Regions from separate parts of the Homo sapiens genome. Here region 1 is linked to region 2. Evidence: chromatin loops called from intact Hi-C (ENCODE). Cell type or tissue: heart right ventricle. All regions are shown on one strand. Each heading gives the region's core, and the rest is flanking DNA. Links, peaks and the distances in the headings are about the cores only. Region 1 has its middle 15 kb from the start of LINC01891. Region 2 overlaps ARL4C (ARF like GTPase 4C).

Region 1 (7,697 bases), core at 4,343-6,842, 54 kb after region 2:
GACAAACAACAACAAGAATAAGTTTGCAGGAACCTGGAGCCACTGGCATCTGCTTGTTCTTCCTCGCCTTTTGCTGCTTATGGGTTGTTGCCTTGGCAGAGCCATGGCTAGAGGTTTAGAGTAACTCGTACACTTTTGACAAGAAAAGGTTTTGACCCTCATAGGGGAAAAAACCACAGCTCTTGTGTAGTTATTCCCATAGCTAATTTGAATACAATACGTCAAGAAACATGGCCCAAAACCTTTCCTATCAAAAGCATTTAGGTTATTATTCTTAAATGGTTTTGATGATTGTATATTTTACCGTGGAATCGTAACTATGCATTATTTAGATACATATTTCTGCTAAATTCCATTCTCTCTCTCCCTTAAAACTGTGAATGCATTTGGTGTTTAAGAACACATGCGTGCTCCTTAACCACAGGGGCATACGCTCAAGCCGCCCCAACAAACGCTGCTATTATTGAAATGGGTGCTCCAGAGTTAGAAAGTAGTTTTTATTTCTTCTAGGTGTTATGCAGACTTATGGTAATCATACCTTGTACTGTTAACCTTTGTATGTAATAGTAGCATTTGTTCCTATCTATTGAAACACTACTATGTCTGTGTAACATGCATTAAATAAAAATGGAATGTTGGTAATTTTCAGCTCCTTTACTTCCTGCCAGCTCTCCCTTTAGAAAGCTAACTGGAAGATAAATATATTTTTTTCCAGTGAAATATAGAATTTGTTTTTCAAAGAATGAAACAAAAGTAGGAGTTTATCGTTTTGTTTGAATTCAAATAATCTCTTAAATCTATGGGAGTAAATAGCAAATTTGAGGGCAGGGGGAGAGGGGAAGATACCATACAAATAGCTAAATTTATACCGAAAGTTCAATGGAAACAAAAACAGCATAGACACATGACAGGGGACGCCATCAGTGGACACAAAATTGGAGCTTTAGATAAGGGATATTTTTATTACATGTACACTCAATATACATGAGTTCACATGTATATTAGGCAGCCTTCTCCATCACAGCAGAGACTGCAGGCCCAGGAAACCTGATGGATTCATTCATAGGTTCACTCATTTGGTGATTTAGCTGATACTGAATGAGCACTGGTACAGAGCAGATACTAAAGGTAACAGGGTGAGCAAATAGGGTCTGTGTCTTCACTGGGAGGCATCCTTGTGAAGGAAACAGATATTAAGACCTTTCAGGTTCTTCTAATTGTATCCTAAGAGCAAAGAGGTGTCTCGGAGGGTATTGAAAGTGGTGAAGTAGAAACTGTCATGATCATATTTACATCTGAAATGAACACTTGGTTGGAAACCGGTGCAAGCCTAGGTGGACATCAGTCCAGGAAAGAAATGATGGTTATTGGGATAGAGGTGGTGGCAGTGGAGAAAAAGGGATAGATTTGAGAGATTTTTCTAAGGTAAAGTTCAGAGATCCATGTGACGGTTTGGCTCTGATTTGGGCAACCTTGATTTGCTGAAACTGTCTATGGTTACCTGTCGCTACAATGTAACCATTTATTCGCCCGGGCACAGTGGCTCACGCCTATAATCCCAGGACTTTGGGAGGTCGAGGTGGGCAGATCACTTCAGGTCAGGAGTTTAAGACCAGCCTGGCCAACATGGTGAAACCCCCTCTCTACTAAACGATACAAAGAAATTAGCCGGGCGTGGTGGCGCATGCCTGTAATCCCAGCTACTCAGGAGGCTGAGGCAGGAGAATCACTTGAACCCGGGAGGGGGAGGTTGCAGTGAGCTGAGATGGTGCCACTGCACTCCAGCCTGGGTGACAGAGTGAGACTCCGTCTCAAAAAAACAAACAAACAACAACAAAAAAAACCATTTATTATTACTCTGCTATGGTCCAAATGTTTGTGTCCCCCCACAAAATTCATATGTTGAAACCTAATCAACAGTGAGATGTGTTTGGAAGTGAAGCCTTTGGAAGGTGATTAGGTCATGAGTGTAGAGCCCCCATGAAAAGAATTAGTGCCTTTAGAAAAGAGGCCAGAGAGAGACCTCTTGTTCCTTCTGCCATATGAGGTTACTATGAAAAGATGATTGTCTATGAACCAGGAGTGGCTCTCACCAGAAACAATATCAGCCAGTACCTTGATCTAGGTCTTCCCAGAGTCCAGAACTGGGAGAAATAAATGTCAGCTGGGCAAGGTGGCTTAACACCTGTCATCCCAGCACTTTAGGAGTCTGAGGTGAGAGGATCGCTTGAAACCAGGAGTTTGAGACCAGCCTGGGCAACACAGTGAGACTCCCGTCTCTACCAAAAACTAAAAAATTAGCTGGGCGTAGTGGCACGCACTTGCAGTCCCAGCTACTCAGGAGGCAGAGGTGGAAGGATCACTTGATTCTGGGAGGTTGAGGCTGCAGTGAGCTATAATCATGCCACTGCATGCCAGCCTGGACAACAGAGCAAGATGCTGAAAAGAAAAGAAAAGAAAGAGGAAGGAATGAAGGAAGGAAGGAAGGAGAAAGAAGAAAGAAAAGAAAGGAAGGAAGGGAGGGAGGAAGGAAGGAAGGAAGGGAGGGAGGAAGGAAGAAAGGAAGATGCCTGTTGCTCATGAGACACCCAGTTGAGGGCTTTTGTTATAGTAGCCTCCATGGACTATCATCCTCCTTTTTTTTTTTTTTTTTTTTTTTGAGACGGAGTCTCGCACTTGTTGCCCAGGCTGGAGTGCAGTGACGTGATCTCGGCTCACTGCAAGCTTCGCCTCCCAGGTTCACTCCATTCTCCTGCCCCAGCCTCCCGAGTAGCTGGGACTACAGGTGCCTGCCACCACGCCCAGCTAATTTTTTGTATTTTTAGTAGAGACGGGGTTCATCCTCCTTTTACTCTCCCAAGTGTCCAGTTTGGACAATAAACTCTGTGGTCACTCTGCCTCTGAGGCATAGGGAGAGGGTGGTGTCGAGGATAAATGTGGGCCTGTGACTTACACTCTGGAAAGACAGCAGTGCCATTGCTGAGATAGTATGCATGGGTGGATGCCATGATTCTACAGGTTGTCACGTCACAACCACTTTCGCTCAGAAATAAGCCGGGCAGTGCTGCAGGCTTAAGGGTGTTGGAATTTGTCTGGTTGGTCAACTAAGCAACGGGCTGCCCACCAGCATCAGTAAAGACAAGCACCATCTATAACCTTGGGCAGTCCTACCAGCCCTAGTGTGTCATGTGGTCACCCAGGCTCCCTGCCGACTATGGCCACCGTTCCCTGGCCACCTCCTCACATAGGAAACACATGTTGGTCTCATGAGAATTGTATCCCCAAGCACCATTTCCTCTTGGGCTCATGTGGCCTGCACACCCATCCCTCCTGTCCATGCTGATGGTGGGAAGACGCTAGCGAGGATAATCCCATAGCAAGAATCTGAGAGAGCCCAGGTGGGCACAGAGGGACAGTGACAGAGCCTCCGAAAAGGAGGAGAACAGGGGAAAGGGAATTATTTTTGCAGGCAAGGGAACAACAGCACAGATTTTGACCTACTCAATTACACTCCAGAGTGTGCACTTGCTTCCTGCCCAGCCACATTCTCCTGGTAGACACCTGATCCCCCTGTGACTTCGCTGCTGAAAACTTTTCTTTCAGATCCCCTTTGGCCATTGTCTGGGTGCTCCCAAGAGTCTTCCCTTCAATCCTACTGGGGGTCCCCAGCACCCTGGGCCAGGCCTCTCCCCATATTACCAAAAAGGGTTCAAACTGTTCCCATGAAGCCAACTCTTCATATGGATGGGATGGGATCCCTCGTTACTGAAGAATCACCAAGTCAAGTGAAGCATGAGCTGTTCCCCTTGACCTTGTCTTCTAATTGATCATCGGTTTTTCTTATCAGTTTGTGAGATCTCCTTGTACAATAGGCATATGAATATTTTTGTCTGACATGTGCTGAAAATATTTTTCCAATTTATCACTTTTCATTTGATTAGGTGTATGGTATCTTTCCCTAGGTTATATATATATATATATATATATGATAGATACAAATGACAAATACATGAATATAATTGCACATACACAGTGATTTCCTGTCAAGAGTAATATAGTCTCCCCATGTATAGTTTTCCTTGTCTCTAATTTTATTAAATTGTGTTTACATTTAGATCTTGGATTATTCAAAACATCGCACTATTTCTTCAATCACTCCCAAAGACAATTTATAAAAAACTTAACAGAATCTGATATTTCTAAAATAAATCACTCCAGACCAGTATCTTTTCTCTCCACCCCTCACCGAGACGGAGTTTTGCTCTTGTTGCCCAGGCTAGAGTACAATGGCACGATCTTGGCTCACCGCAACCTCCACCTCCCGGATTCAGGCGATTCTCCTGTCTCAGCCTCCTGAGCAGCTGGGACTACAGGCGCCCGCCACCCCACCCAGCTAATTTTTGCATTTTTAGTAGAGGCGGGGTTTCACCATTTTGGTCAAGCTGGTCTTGAACTCCTGACCTCAGGTGATCCACCCGCCTTGACCTCCCAAAGTGCTGGGATTACAGGCATGAGCCACCACGCCTGCCCTCCAGACCAGTATCTTATGTGAAAATATTTTATTGTATTCTAAGAAAACAAGATTGAGAGCAGAATTGAAATTCTACCCCGCCTGCCCCCGCCCCCCGCAGGCTGACTTCTCCAGCACAGCCCCTCACCTCCATTTCCTCTCCTACCAAAAACATTAGTCTTTCTTCTATCCCTAGACCAGCCCTGGGTGGAAAGACTTATTCGGATCTAAATTTTGAGCTTCCTGTTTCTTGCGGAGTTGATTTACGTTTCACTTTTCTGTTCTAAAAGCATTATCTATTCATTGTAGAAAACAAAAGTGTTATAAATAGTAAAGCCTCCACAAGCGGACATTGTTGGAGGTCTCAGCATCTGACTCTCGCCTCCATCTCCAGAGCCATGTCTTTCCCCGTAGCTGCTATCCAGGGATGGGCCCCCAGCCCGCCGAGAGCCAGGAGACCAACGGTAGCCTTACCTGTGGGGAGAGGCAGCCCACTATCCTTCCAGTCCCTGAAAGCTACTGAAGGGAACTCTGCTGCTCTGGCGGTGGGGGGTAGGCAGCCTTCAGCAGAGGAGGCAGGGCAGCACCCAAGGCCCTGGAGGGGGAACCCAGAGATGCCCTTCAGGACATGTTGTCCCAGACCTGAGTGTCTGATCTGCTAATGCTGTTATGCAGAAGGTTGGGATGAAACGCCCCACTTGCCCCACTCACTGGAGCCACATAAACCACCTGAGCTGGAGCGGGTGTCTTAGTCGGGCCTGCCAGGTGGCTGGAGGATGTGGGAGAGGAGGCCTGCTTCTCGTCCAATTCTCCTCTTCTTTGTCCAGAAATAGGCACACAATGAGGAAGGCGTCTGATTCCAGATGGCAATTGTCCCAGAAAAGCAGGTGCCCTGCACCAGTGTGGACATGCATGCGCATTAATCTAGCCATTTCCATTCAGGGTGCCCACGCCTTACTTCAGAAGGGGGCTCAGTTCATGAAAGGTGGAAGGAACCCAGGAGCGGGAGAAAAGAGTGCTGATGAAAATGGTCTTTGTTCTAAAGAAAATCCCCAAGGGAAGCATCGTTTGGTCGCTTGGTTTTGAATGGATGGAGCACAAAGCAAAGCCTCAGATGTGGTCAGTTGGGAAGGGAAGCACTCAAGCTGAGACAAGCCACTGCAAGAAAGCAAGTGGAGGGGCAGGTTTTCTTCTGCCCTCTCTTCTTCAACCCAAGAAGAGCTACCACATATTCACTGAGTACCACCCTGTGCAGGGAGCAAGGGCTGGGTGGTGGGAGCCTGCAGCCAAAGGACACGGGCATCCTAGGGACAGAGAAAACAGTGCCAACCAGGGATCCCTGTCTACAGCGTGGGAGATGAGGAGCAGAGCTGCTTATGGTCCTGAAAGAAATGGGTCTGAAGCAGAAGAAGAACACTTCTTAGGGTGGCCACTGCAGCCCGTTTGAGGGTCTTTCCCAGCCTGTGAATGCAGACAGATCAGGAGAATTTATAGGAACCAAATACGGGGGACACCACTCTCCCCTGCTCTCTCTTCCACCAAGAGAAGCAGTGCCATGGTGCCTGTGGTTATGCATGCTTGAAGGTCCTCACTTGGTCTGCTTCTTGCACTCTCTGCTGGTGGTGTTCCCTCGGGTACCATGAGCAGGGGCACCCACAGGGAGAAGAGGCCAGGGTGAGGCTCAGAGCCAAGGCTGATGCCTATGAAGGGAGGCAGCTGAGTTGGAGGCCACAGCGTGGATGGTCCCTGTCACTGGGGAGGGACAGCATGTGGAGCTTTCAGCTTCTCCCAGGGTGGGTGGTATCACTCAAGGAGGAACCAACAAACCCCACTCTTTCCCTTTCCCTCTCTCTTGACTTCCCTCCATCTTTCTTACCTTTCTTCCCCCCGCAAACCTTTATTGAGCACCTACTATATACCAGGGGTGATTCTAGGAGCCGGGGAAAAAGCAGTAAACAAAACAAATGCTTGTCTTTGTGGTACTTATACTCAGATGGAGGACAGGTCAAAGAAATACTTTGATGTTAGAGTTCAAGACAGTGCACTGCTTGACAAAGAAAGAAGCAAGTCAAGGAGAGAGAGGGCAGGTGGAACCCGCCACAAAGTGGCCTCTGTGTGGAGGGATGTGGAGCGACTGCACCGTCCCACTCGGTGTCCGTGTGGGGTCTGGGGCTCAGGACAGCCAGCACAGGGACTCCAGGGCTCCCCCATACACTGTGTGGTGCCTAAGGGTTCCAGTGGGGCAGCCCAAGTGTGTGCACTGACCTGGGCCAACATGCAGGGCCCTGTTATGCAAGGGAGAAGGAGCAGGGACTCGGGGGGAGCGGCGCCACAGGCATTCTGGTGTGGTTTCTCCAGACCCGCCTGCCTGGGAGGAACCTGATTCTGCAGCTCGTCACCCCTCAGCCCTCCCACAGCCCCTGCAGCAACTTCCAGGTCTCTGCTCTGCAACAGTGGTACCTCCCCTCAGCATCCCTCCCCACCAGTCTCCTGGAAGCTTCTCAGGCTTCTCCACCTTTGCTCCTCCATAAAAAAAAAAGTCCCACACCAAGCTCACTGGGGCCATGCTGGACTCCACCGGGCACCATGAACTGACCCAAAACTGGAGCACCAAGTCCTTCAGCGTTGGCATTGGGCAGGAAAACAGGAGACAGGCAGGTCACCAAACCACCAGAATGCAGAGTTTAAAAATAGCCTCTCGGCACTGCCCTACTTCTCCTGAAATGATTCCATTGGATCTGGTCACATTTTTATATTCTGGAAGCACTCGAGATGGATTTTCACAATACACATTAAAGCCATCTATGTGGTATTTAACCAAAGACAGGCAGATTCATAAGGAATCAAAAAGGATTTTAAGACCAAGGAGTGAAGCGTGGGGAGACCTGGAAAACCGTAGTTGGGCAAAGGAAATGGATTTTTGTACTCTGGGTGTGTGTCAGAGGGAGGGGTGGGGAGGCACTGTGTCAGGAAGTGGAAATGGCCCTGCTGGGGATAGAGATAACAGAGCTCTGAAATCTGGGAGGCGAATCCTCCAAAGGCTCAAGCCATTGATCTGCAGAGACCCTGCAAGGAATAGCAGGCCTCCCCCAGCCCATTCCAGGAAAACACCAACTCCACCAAAAACCAATGTAGGAAATCCACAGGGTTCAGCCTTCTGCCTGGCCAGCAGTGGCCACTCACCCCA
Region 2 (10,148 bases), core at 705-3,204:
CTGAGTCTTGGTTTGCAGAAGCTGTCACTTACCCTGAAACACAGTATCAAAAGGGAAACTTAAAACATACTGTTTGATTTTTTTATTTCCTCTTACAATCCATGTTTTCAGGTAGAATTATGACTTTCCCCCCATTGTTACACATTTCTTTACAAAGGAGGCCTGTAGAAATTGGACACGATCATGCTTGAGCATGTGAGTTAGTCAAATTATGAGTCCCTGCCTATTGTCCATTACACACCGAATGTTAATTTAAGAACCAGAGGCAGAAGTTCTGGCTTCCTGCTTGAAACCCAATTCTTATATGAAATTTTTTAAAAGCAGAAACCTAGCAGCCCATCTGCTTTTTCTCTTTTGTCGGTGTATTTGGTACCCCTCCAATGCTGGTCTTTTTGTAGAAACTCAGTAGAGAAAGTCTAGCTAAGCAGTGTTGAAAAGCCTGCAAGATTTCAGTTTACATATCGACAGCATATCCACTGATTTCTAAATGGGCTGGTCCCATCATCTGAAGATTCTGTATAGAATTATTAAAAAAAAAATCCATCTTTCTTTATTTTCTTCACATGCGACAATTTCTTAAGCACTTTGACATTTTGGTAGTTCCACACTATTGAGAGAATAATATATTTATTTTGTGACATTGCAGATGCCAAATACTGTAACCTTCTCATGATAACAATACTTAGGTTCAAGATCACTGTTCAAACCCTGTCATGCTTTAAAACTGATGCGAGATGATTTTGTTTTTTGCATAATCAATACTTAAGGGTGCAATCAACTGTTAGTAATTGTGCAGTAAAGTAAAGCCCTGTGGTGTATCAACTACTAGTTAAGAGTCTCAGTTGATTTCTGTAATGTTTGACCTAATAATAGCCCGTTTCGTCTCTGACCCAACAGAGGAAGCACAGATCAAATCACCTTGGAGTGGTCACCAGGGGGACAGGGAGCCCCCCACCAATGTATCAATGGGTGATTTATGATGCCTTCTGCCCTTTGGCGAGTGAATGGGTTTCCCATAGGGGAAGTTGGCCTCCCTCCGTGAGCTTTGGAAATGTTTTCTAATAGACACAGGGAGGCCAGTTCTGTTTCAGAGCAATTATCTTCCCAAATTCTCTGTTCTGGTGTTGGAACTGTGTGCCCTGGTTTCTGTTTTCCTTTCTACTGCTGTAATTCTCTGTCTCATCATCCTTCTCTTTTGTTTCCATAGCCTTTTATAATGCATATATGATGCTGTGAACAGAAATAAATTATTTATACAATCAAATGACTGGGGAGATTTTCTGTGGAATTTTTTGTTTGTTTTTTTGACATTGCTGGTATTCATTCTCTAGGCCTCTGCTGAGTGGGGGGATGGATCACAAGATGGTGTCTGGAGTTCTAGTCGGTATATCAGTCATCTCAATTTTTGGTGTCAGGGTCTAGCTCTGCCGTGAATGGTGGATCCGGATGCTAAAATGCAGGAGTCTGTATGCATTTGAGGCTCGTTCACTTGCGCCTGTCCTTCATCTGGGTGCCTTCCACTGCGTCATTTCAAATCCTTTAGGAAAATGGCCTCAATGTCTAGCCCTTCCTCAGCACTCTCATTTACTAAAAAGGTCATGAATTGATAATTACCTCAAAAAGGTAATTATATAAAATTGGAAATAGCTTTGTACTAATATAAGAACGCTGGAAGTTACAAAGCTACTCAGTATCTTGGCTTTGTCTCTCTGCTCAGTACCTGGGCTGAGTCCATGCTTTTTGAGTCCAAGGCTTGAGCTCTCTTAAATAGCAGGTGTAGTTAGACCCTCACACTCTGTAGACTCTGCAGAGAAAAGGTCCACTTTCTAGAGAAAAATGCGATTGGGCCAGAACCAATAGAACCTTGAATGGGTGCAATGGGTAGCATATGGAGGCACGTGGCAGCTGTTAAGCGACAGGCTTAATTGCTACTAAGTGATGGTTAAGACCCTAGTGGGGTATGGGGTCTCTTAAGCATGGAGCCCAAAAGAGCCAGTTCCAAAATCTGGCTCAAGTGCCTAGGGCCCTGTGATTTTGCTCAAGTCCTTTCCCTCTAAGCCTCAGTTTCTCATATGTAAAATGGGATCATAATGGTACCTCAAAGAATTGTTGGGAGGATGAAGCAGGATAATACAGGTGAAGCGCCTATCCCCATGCCTGGCACACAGTAAGTGTTCAATCGCTTTCAATTTGTTGTTATTGGCTGCCAACATGTGGAACGTGTGATAACCTCACCCGCCTGCAGGTCTTTAAGTCAGGTCCTTGCAATCTCCCTTTTAGCCACACTTCTTGGTATCCTCATCCCACTAAAACCTAGGCTGCTGACTCTGGGCTTGGGCCAGAATGGAGTGAAAACAAGCACCTGGAGACCGTCTGATCAACCCAGGTGGTCTTCTCCTCCAAAGGTGTAAGAGGCTGAATTAGGTGTCAAACTTAGGTTGCCGGACTCTTGAATCCATTACTTTTCATACATCCCATATCACTAGGCTGTGATCCCCTCAAAGCAGGGAGGAGATCTTCTTTAATTGCTGGTGCCTAGCATAGTACTGAGCATATAGCAGGTGCTCAGTAAATATTGGCTGAATGACTTAATTCCTGTCAATTAGTTTTGGTCATAAACTTTAGGAATTAAATAAAATTACTATCTCCTATTAAATATTTAAATGAAAATAGACAAAATATTGTTATTCTTCCAGATCAGTATTGTGAGATGAATCATTGCTCCAACCAAGCGTGTTGAAACTTACACATTGGTGAACACATTTGTGGGTTTAGAGGTTTTTCTTTAAAAATGAGCGTGGCTTGACTTTAATCATTTACATTGCTGCAGGAACTAATTATTGGGACATAGATTACATCAAAAGGGCACGGATGCTGTTTCTGAAACCTAAAAAGCGGCTGAAAAACCACTTAGGGACTATTGTGGCTCCCCAGGAGTAAAAATGTTGAGAATCAGAAGAAGCAAAGACCAAAACCCTTGCTTTATAGGGCAACCTTAATTTAATCTTGATTCAACAAATACATTCTTGGGGAGCCAAGTGACATCTGATACTTAGACAACATCAATCATGTTATGTTTTCTAGAAAATTAACTGCAAGTGGCCCCATCCCTCTGACCACTAGTAACCGAGGAGGTTGGTGTTAATCCTAAGCCGCTGTCCTATTTCCCACAATCTGAACTTTTCCTTCAAGGTTTCGATTCTTCGTTTGCCACAATCTGAACTTTTCCTTCAAGGTTTCGATTCTTCGTTTGTAAGTTTTTTTCGGTAGACCAGGGACGCCTGGCCTTACTGTTTTGTGCCTTTATGCTCGTCTCCAGAGCTTGGGTTCTTGGAACGATCCTGTTACCAGCGTTAACTGTTAGACTGTTTTGATGTCACAATCATGTGGTAGCAAGGAACGACAAAATTATGTGCATATAACTGATGTGAAGATTAAGGGTTTGACATGAAAAAAGTAAGAAGAGAACAAATGCAGAACTTGATAGTCCTTGATTTAGCAGCTCTCTGGCTGCCCAGCTGAATAACCTCTCTTCTGCTTTGTGTCCTGTTGTAGGTCTGATGCCCACAGCTTGGCATTTGCCTGCCAGAAAGAAATCCGCCATCTCAGTTGATATGCAGGCATTTCTCTTCTCTCCTCATTCAGCTGTCTCGTACATGTTCACTTATCCTTAAAACAGCCCTCTCCTTCTGGCTCTCCCTGGCTCAGCTGAAACTCGTTTAAAATAGAATTTGCACAAGACATTGGAGGATTTTATACATTTGTTTTGCACCAGTTCTCAACTTAAGCGTGGGGCTGCGTCAGTTTCAGAGAGGAACTTGCAATGTGAGGGTTTCTGAGAAAGTAGCCTGTTGTTTCTTCCCCAAGATTAGAAGTGAGAATGAAAGATCTGTGTTACTTACTCCACCTAAATTTTCAGAATATGCCGTGGCTTTCTTTGAATGGTACCACCTTACACACAACTCTGGGCGTGAACTGCTCCTAATGCAGGATGTAACTGTGACTGCATTCTGCATGGAGCATGGCAGCATGGTGTGAAAGAAGTAACCAAAACAAGCAATTTTTAAAGTTGTTTTTATAACATGCCTTTTAGAAGACGAGCATCTCGTTTGCATTTGTTAATTAAAATTACTGTAACATAGTAACATTAGGCACAGCCTGGTTTATAGTCCCTGTTAGTCCTAGATGATCATGGTAATAGCCACTGCAGCCTTTACTGAGTGCTTAGTATATGCTAGATACCATGCTAAGTGCTTCACTTCCTTGATAATTTTTCCTCCCAAAGGCCCCAAGAGATCAACTAATTTTATTTGCACTTACAGATGAGGAAACCGAGGTTCAGAGGAGATTAGCTAATGTTCTGCGAGGGTGGAACTAGTTTAAGACCCAGATCCCTTCAACCCAAGGGCTGGGCTCTTGGAGGCTCCACTAACCTGCTGCCCTTTGATCAGGAAGGTTCTGCAGTTTAAAAAATATTGGGCTCTGGGCCAGGCGCGATGGCTCACGCCTGTAATCCCAGCACTTTGGGAGGCCAAGGCAGGTGGATCACCTGAGGTCCGGAGTTTGAGACCAGCCTGGCCAACATGGTGAAACCCTGTCTCTACTAAAAATACAAAAAATTGGCCGGGCATTGTGGTAGGCACCTGTAATCCTAGCTACTTGGGAGGCTGAAGCATAAGAATCTCTTGAACCCGGGAGACGGAATTTGCAGTGAGCTAATATTGCACCATTGAACTCCAGCCTAGGCAACAGAGCGAGATTCCGTCTAAAAAAATAAATAATAATAAATCTGGGGCTCTGGATCTAGGAAGACGAGGATGGACGGTTTGTGTTGCCAGCCTGCATCACCACCCTCATGCTGATGACAGAAAGGGTGACCTCCTTCCCCTCCCCCTTCCCCCACTGCCAGGGCTCTGCCGACATCCCAGCACTGCACCTTGCTTTCTCTCCTTAGCACCTCCCAGTGTCTAGAAGACAACCCCTCTTGCTTCAGATTCTGTCCCTGAACAATTTTGTTTTCAGTTTTCCTTTCAGGAGTGTTTGTGTCGGGGACGATGCCTACCCCACAGAGGATGGACAGGGAGGAGTGTCAGGTGTCACTGGGTCTGCATTTGGGGATGTGATCTTGAATGAGTCACCTGTCTAACCCCACTCAACCTCAGACCGCTCAACTACAGGATGAGGCTGAGAATCCCCATCCTGCCTACCTCTCAGTATTGTTTTAAAGGTAAAATGAAACACTAGACAGAAAAGCACCATGCAAGCTGCAAGGCAAGTCACACACACGGCAAGGATGCATATGATGCTTCGGCTGTGACCCCTTCTCCCCGCTGATGGCAGGATGCCCCCTCCTGCGTGTAGGGGAATTCTGCTGGTCTGTTTTTCACAGACAGGCCAAACAGCCCTGGTGCTCGCTCCCTCTTCATTTTCACTGATAAGACTTCCAGCTCATGGAGAGTAAACCAAAGGAGACTTCCTAAGGGAAAACATCTTTCCTTGTGAGATTCTGGGCATTGAATCTTTAGTGGAAGTTTCCAGTAAGTGGCTGTGGGGGAAATGAGCCTCCTCTATCTGTGGTTTGCAGAATTCTCATTCTTCTAATGGCTACTCCTGGGTGTTTCCATTTCCTTAAACGCTAACTCACTGTGCAGTTAATTTCAACTGCCTATGCCTCATAACAACTAAAAAAACTACAATTGTAACATTTAAAAGGCATCATGGTAAGTAATGATCATTGCAACAGTTTATTTCATAAATATGTGTTTGAATCCATTATTACATGAATGAAAATTTGCATTGCTATGTAATTTGAAGTGTGCTGGGATGCTGTATTTATCATATAAAAAAGCTTCCAAAAACAGAATGGACAACCAATAGTGACACCCACAATATTGGGGAGACTGTGATATAGGCAAAGGCACTTGTCCTCAGAGGGCTGATATTCTAGTAGGTGAGTCAGGCCTAAATGATCAAGTGAGGTGCTTGACTCCAGTGCAAAGCATCCATCATTTTACCAAAGAGAAAGTCACAAATTTAACCAAACCCACCATTGCAAGCCACACCAGCCTTGGGATAGAGCCAGAAGCAATGTATGTTCCCTAAGGATATTACTCTGTGGTCCTGGTACCTGCCATGTGAAGAATTCTGCCCCCCTCAAAATCCTTCTCCAACTCTTTCAGAGATTTCCTGGGGCAGGGAGGGATGTTCATTGTACACATGTCCTCAGCCTCCTCCACATGTCCTCAGCCTCCTCCACTTCCTTTCCTTCCCTGACTCCTGGAGGCAGTGCCAGTTTTGCAGGTTTTGGAGAAGCTGATCATCATGATCAGCATGATGGCTCAAACTGCTAACCCCAAACACTGGTGACCCCACCTGGGTCCGCCCCATTCTCAATGTCCTGCAGATATTTCGGGGGCCTGGCTCCTCAGTGTCTGCTCTTGCACATAAGGAACACAGGAGTCAAAGAGCCCAGGGATTATCTGAGTGTCTAATGCTGTGCCATCCCAGAATCCCCCTTTTATCTGACACTGGCTCTCTCTCCTGGAGCCTTTCTCAGGTGTATCAGCCCACTAGTCCCCTCCATGGAGTTCTTCCCAAGAGATGCCTTAACTGATTAGAAATCCTGGGATGGATGGGAATCTTGGTGTGGGCCCAGCTCCGGGTTCTAAACCAGGGCTCCATCAACCTAAAGGGAGATGTGTGGTCTGCCTGCAATCCGGTTGCTGTCATAGAGTTAAGAATTTCCTGCAGAAGTATTGCGAATGACTACTTCCCCCTGAAATCCAGGCTGTGTCTTAATTCTGCTCTTCCTGAATCTGATTGTATAGATAATTGGATGCTGGAATCAGAGATTAAAGGGTCTGATATGGGGTGAAGGCCTCAGAAGGAGACACTGCAGGTAACCTATACAGTCAATATCTTATCTTGCTGGCAGGACCCTGATTTTGCTTGGATGGCACCTTCTGTCTCATGGTTTTGTATTCAGAAAAGGCTACCCTATCCCCAGCTTTAAGAGAAATTAATATCAACCATAAAATCAATCATTCCTGTTGCCCGCAATTTGCTTAGGATAGGTCCTGTTGCCATTCTGACCAATGAGGATGAAAGGAAAGGCTTTTTGTAGAAGAGAGAGCGGGTGGGCTTTGGAAAAAAAATTTTATATTGGAAAATGAGACATAGGGACCATATGGCTCTCCTTTGCTGTCTCTGAATTTCAGCAAATGAAGATGTGATGCCTGGAGTGACTGCAGCCATCCTGATCCCATGAGGAGAGCCAACCCAGACACTGAGGATGGCAGAAAGGAAATATGAAAGGAACCTAGGTCTTAGAAAATGTCATCCAACTGCTGGAATAACCAACCCCAGGACTGCCTGAACTCAGGGCTTGGGATTTCAGCTATCCTTCAGACACCATCACCAACCCTGATGTTGCAAAAACAATGAGAGCTCCCCACAAGAGCTGCCATGTGAGAGAAGCCTCTCCACCCTCTCTGTGTGTGACAAGAGGTCACAAGCAGATGGAAACCTGCCTTGCTTGGCCCAGGCTGGGGGAGTGGAAGGACTGACTGCTCCCATCCTGGTTTGACAATTACTGCCAAGGAGCCAAGGACATTCTGGCCACAAGAGTGTAATTCAGAGTAAACAGCTGAGAACGTCATTCATTGTTAAGCCCTTTACCACTGTTCATTTTCTCAAAAGAAATTATTCTGATAATATTAATTACTGCCATTCATGCAGTGTTTGTTTTATATTAGATGCTGAATTGAGCACTTGACAGTCATCTCATTTAATCCTCTCTGAAGCACTATGAGGTAGGCATGTACTTCCTGCCTCCACCAACTGCCTCCTTTGGATAGACAGACAGACAGATAGACAGACAGATAGATACTCTTAAAAACAAAGGTTGACCACTTTTGGAGTGCCAAGCACTGAGCCAAACATGTTAGTTGGGCTGTCCTTCTTACCCCTGACAGTAAACATCATGGAATCAGGACTATTTTTATCATTAGCCTCACTACAGAAATACAGAAACAGGCTTGGAGGTGCTGGGTGCCTTGCCAGGGTCACAGTGCTACTATGCAGAGTGAGGATTTGAACCCAGGCAGTCTGACCTCAGAGCCTGTGCACCTGCCATGAGGCAGCTCTACACAGCCCTGAGCTGGAAACTTGCACATGGCAGGTACCCCAGGATATCTGTCTCATGAATGGACTCCTAATTGGTGCAGCATCCACCACCATTGCAGCTGAGAAGGACCGCACAGGGATCTCTGAACCAGCGCCTTTCAAATCTGATGGGCATACTTACTGCCTGCCTGGGGATTCCGTTGCATCGCGCATCCTGACTTGGTGGGGCTGGGGTATGTCATGAGATTCTGCTTTTCTAGTAAGTTCCCAGTGAGGCTGATGCTGCTGTTCCCTGAATGCAAGCATCAGAGCATTCATTCATTTGTTGGGACCTTGGCTTTGTATCATGCCAGCACCCCAGAAAATTTCGTGCCTCAGCCATGTTTCTCTGGTCCCTTTAAAGCAGTGGCTGTCAACCATGGGTGATTTTGTCCTCCAGGTGCAATGGCAATGTCCTGAGACATGCTTGGGTGTCACCATTAAGGGGAGGGGGCTACAGGCATCAGGTGGGTAGAGGCCAGGATGCCACTGAACATCTTACCATGCCTGGGACAGCTCCCCAGACAATGATCTGGCCCAGAATGTCAATAGCACTGAGGTTGAGGAAGCCTGCAAGAGGTCCTTGCACTGGCAGTTCCCTCTCCCTAGGACACTTGTCCCCCAAGGGACTGCCTGGCTCCATCCTTCCTTTCCTTCAGGTCTTTGCTCCAACATCCCCTTCTGGGTCCAGCCTTGCCCAGCCTCATTTTAAATTGTAACTCCCATCCCTCACTGTCTCTCCCCTCCCTGCATCATTTTTCTCCATGGCACATAATTCCACTGACATAATACGCATTTTCCTCAATGATTTGTTCATTGTCTGTCTCTCCTATGTGTTAGTTTCCACTGCTCCTGAAAAAAATGGCCACAAACTTAGTGGCCCCAAATAACACAAATGCATTCTTTTACAGTTCTAGGGATCAGAAGGCCTCAAATCCAGGTGTCAGCAGAGGTTGCTCCTTCTGCAGCCCCAGGGGAGAGTCTGTTCCTCGCCTTCTCCAGCTTCTAGAGGCTGCCCATGTTCCTTGACTCATGGCCTCCCTTTTATTAGGTTGGTGCAAAAGTAATTGCCGTTACTAATGGTAAAAAATGCAATTATTTTTGCACCAACCTAATATCTTCAAAGCCAGCCGCACAGCACCTTCAAATCTCTCTCTGACTCTGGTCTTTCTCTTATAAGAACCCTTATGAAGACACCGGGCCCACCCAAATAATCCAGGACAAACTCCCCACCTCAAGGTCCTCAGCTTAATCACATCCACAGCGTTCTTTATGCCGTGTGGGGTAACATATTCACAGGTTTCAGCAATTAGGACATGAGCATTTGGGGGACCATTATTCTGCCCACCACACCCTCCTAGAATGAAAGCACCACGGAGGCAGAGAGTTTTATCCAACGTGTTGATTTCTAAATCCCCAGAGCCTAGCACAGGGCCTGATACTTAGGAATACCTAAATACCATTTAGTGTTTATTGGATGATGAATAACCCTTGGTTTTCAGAAGAAATAATCAGGAAACTGGAAGCAACAGAAGACACCCTCCCCATTGAAAATATGGCTCACCTGTAAGAGTCAAACTGTAATGTCGATTTGTCACGGATGAGTATCGGTATATAAGAAGGAAACTTAAAGAGACAGCCTACTGTCCTGGCCAGAGTTAGATCTGGACAAAGCAGTTAGTGGATCCACATAAGGATGGTGTCCACCCACAGGGCCCAGGCCAGCCAACAAGGCGTGGAAAACAGGAGACCCCAAGAGACGCTGGCAGCAGAGACCTCACTCTTTCAACAGCCAGTGTGGCCACTGATGGCTGCCATGGTTTTCCTACGTGGGGTGGAGAGCCTGGACAGCAGACACAAATAAATGCCCCCTTGGCAGGTACAACTCTAACGGCAAATTAACCCGTTTACATTTTGGTTTGTGAGTTGGTGTGTTAGTTTCCCAGGGCTGCCATGGCAACACACCACAAACAGAGGGGCTTTGG

The links. Hi-C counts contacts between places; a loop is a spot of excess contacts. Peaks named below come from ENCODE experiments on the same cell type or tissue, not always from the same donor. Only the 100,000 strongest peaks of a DNase experiment are listed, where the experiment ranks them.
Region 1: it touches region 2 in a loop (2.5-fold over the local background); 32 of 110 quality-filtered maps call a loop at or near these places.

Annotation. Positions count from the first base shown.
Region 1 is chr2:234,435,803-234,443,499 of GRCh38, reverse strand. No RefSeq gene overlaps it. Among named protein-coding and RNA genes, the nearest start is that of LINC01891, 15 kb to the left of the region's middle. In heart right ventricle, for the core only: no CTCF peak of the experiment used is centred there; a DNase peak (open chromatin) is centred at 5,368; H3K27ac peaks cover 816 bases.
Region 2 is chr2:234,484,157-234,494,304 of GRCh38, reverse strand. It overlaps ARL4C (ARF like GTPase 4C), which reads left to right. Exons shown (of 2, transcript NM_001282431.2): 2 at 1-1,264. Among named protein-coding and RNA genes, the nearest start is that of ARL4C, 7.8 kb to the left of the region's middle. In heart right ventricle, for the core only: no CTCF peak of the experiment used is centred there; no DNase peak of the experiment used is centred there; H3K4me3 peaks cover 448 bases; H3K27me3 peaks cover 2,062 bases.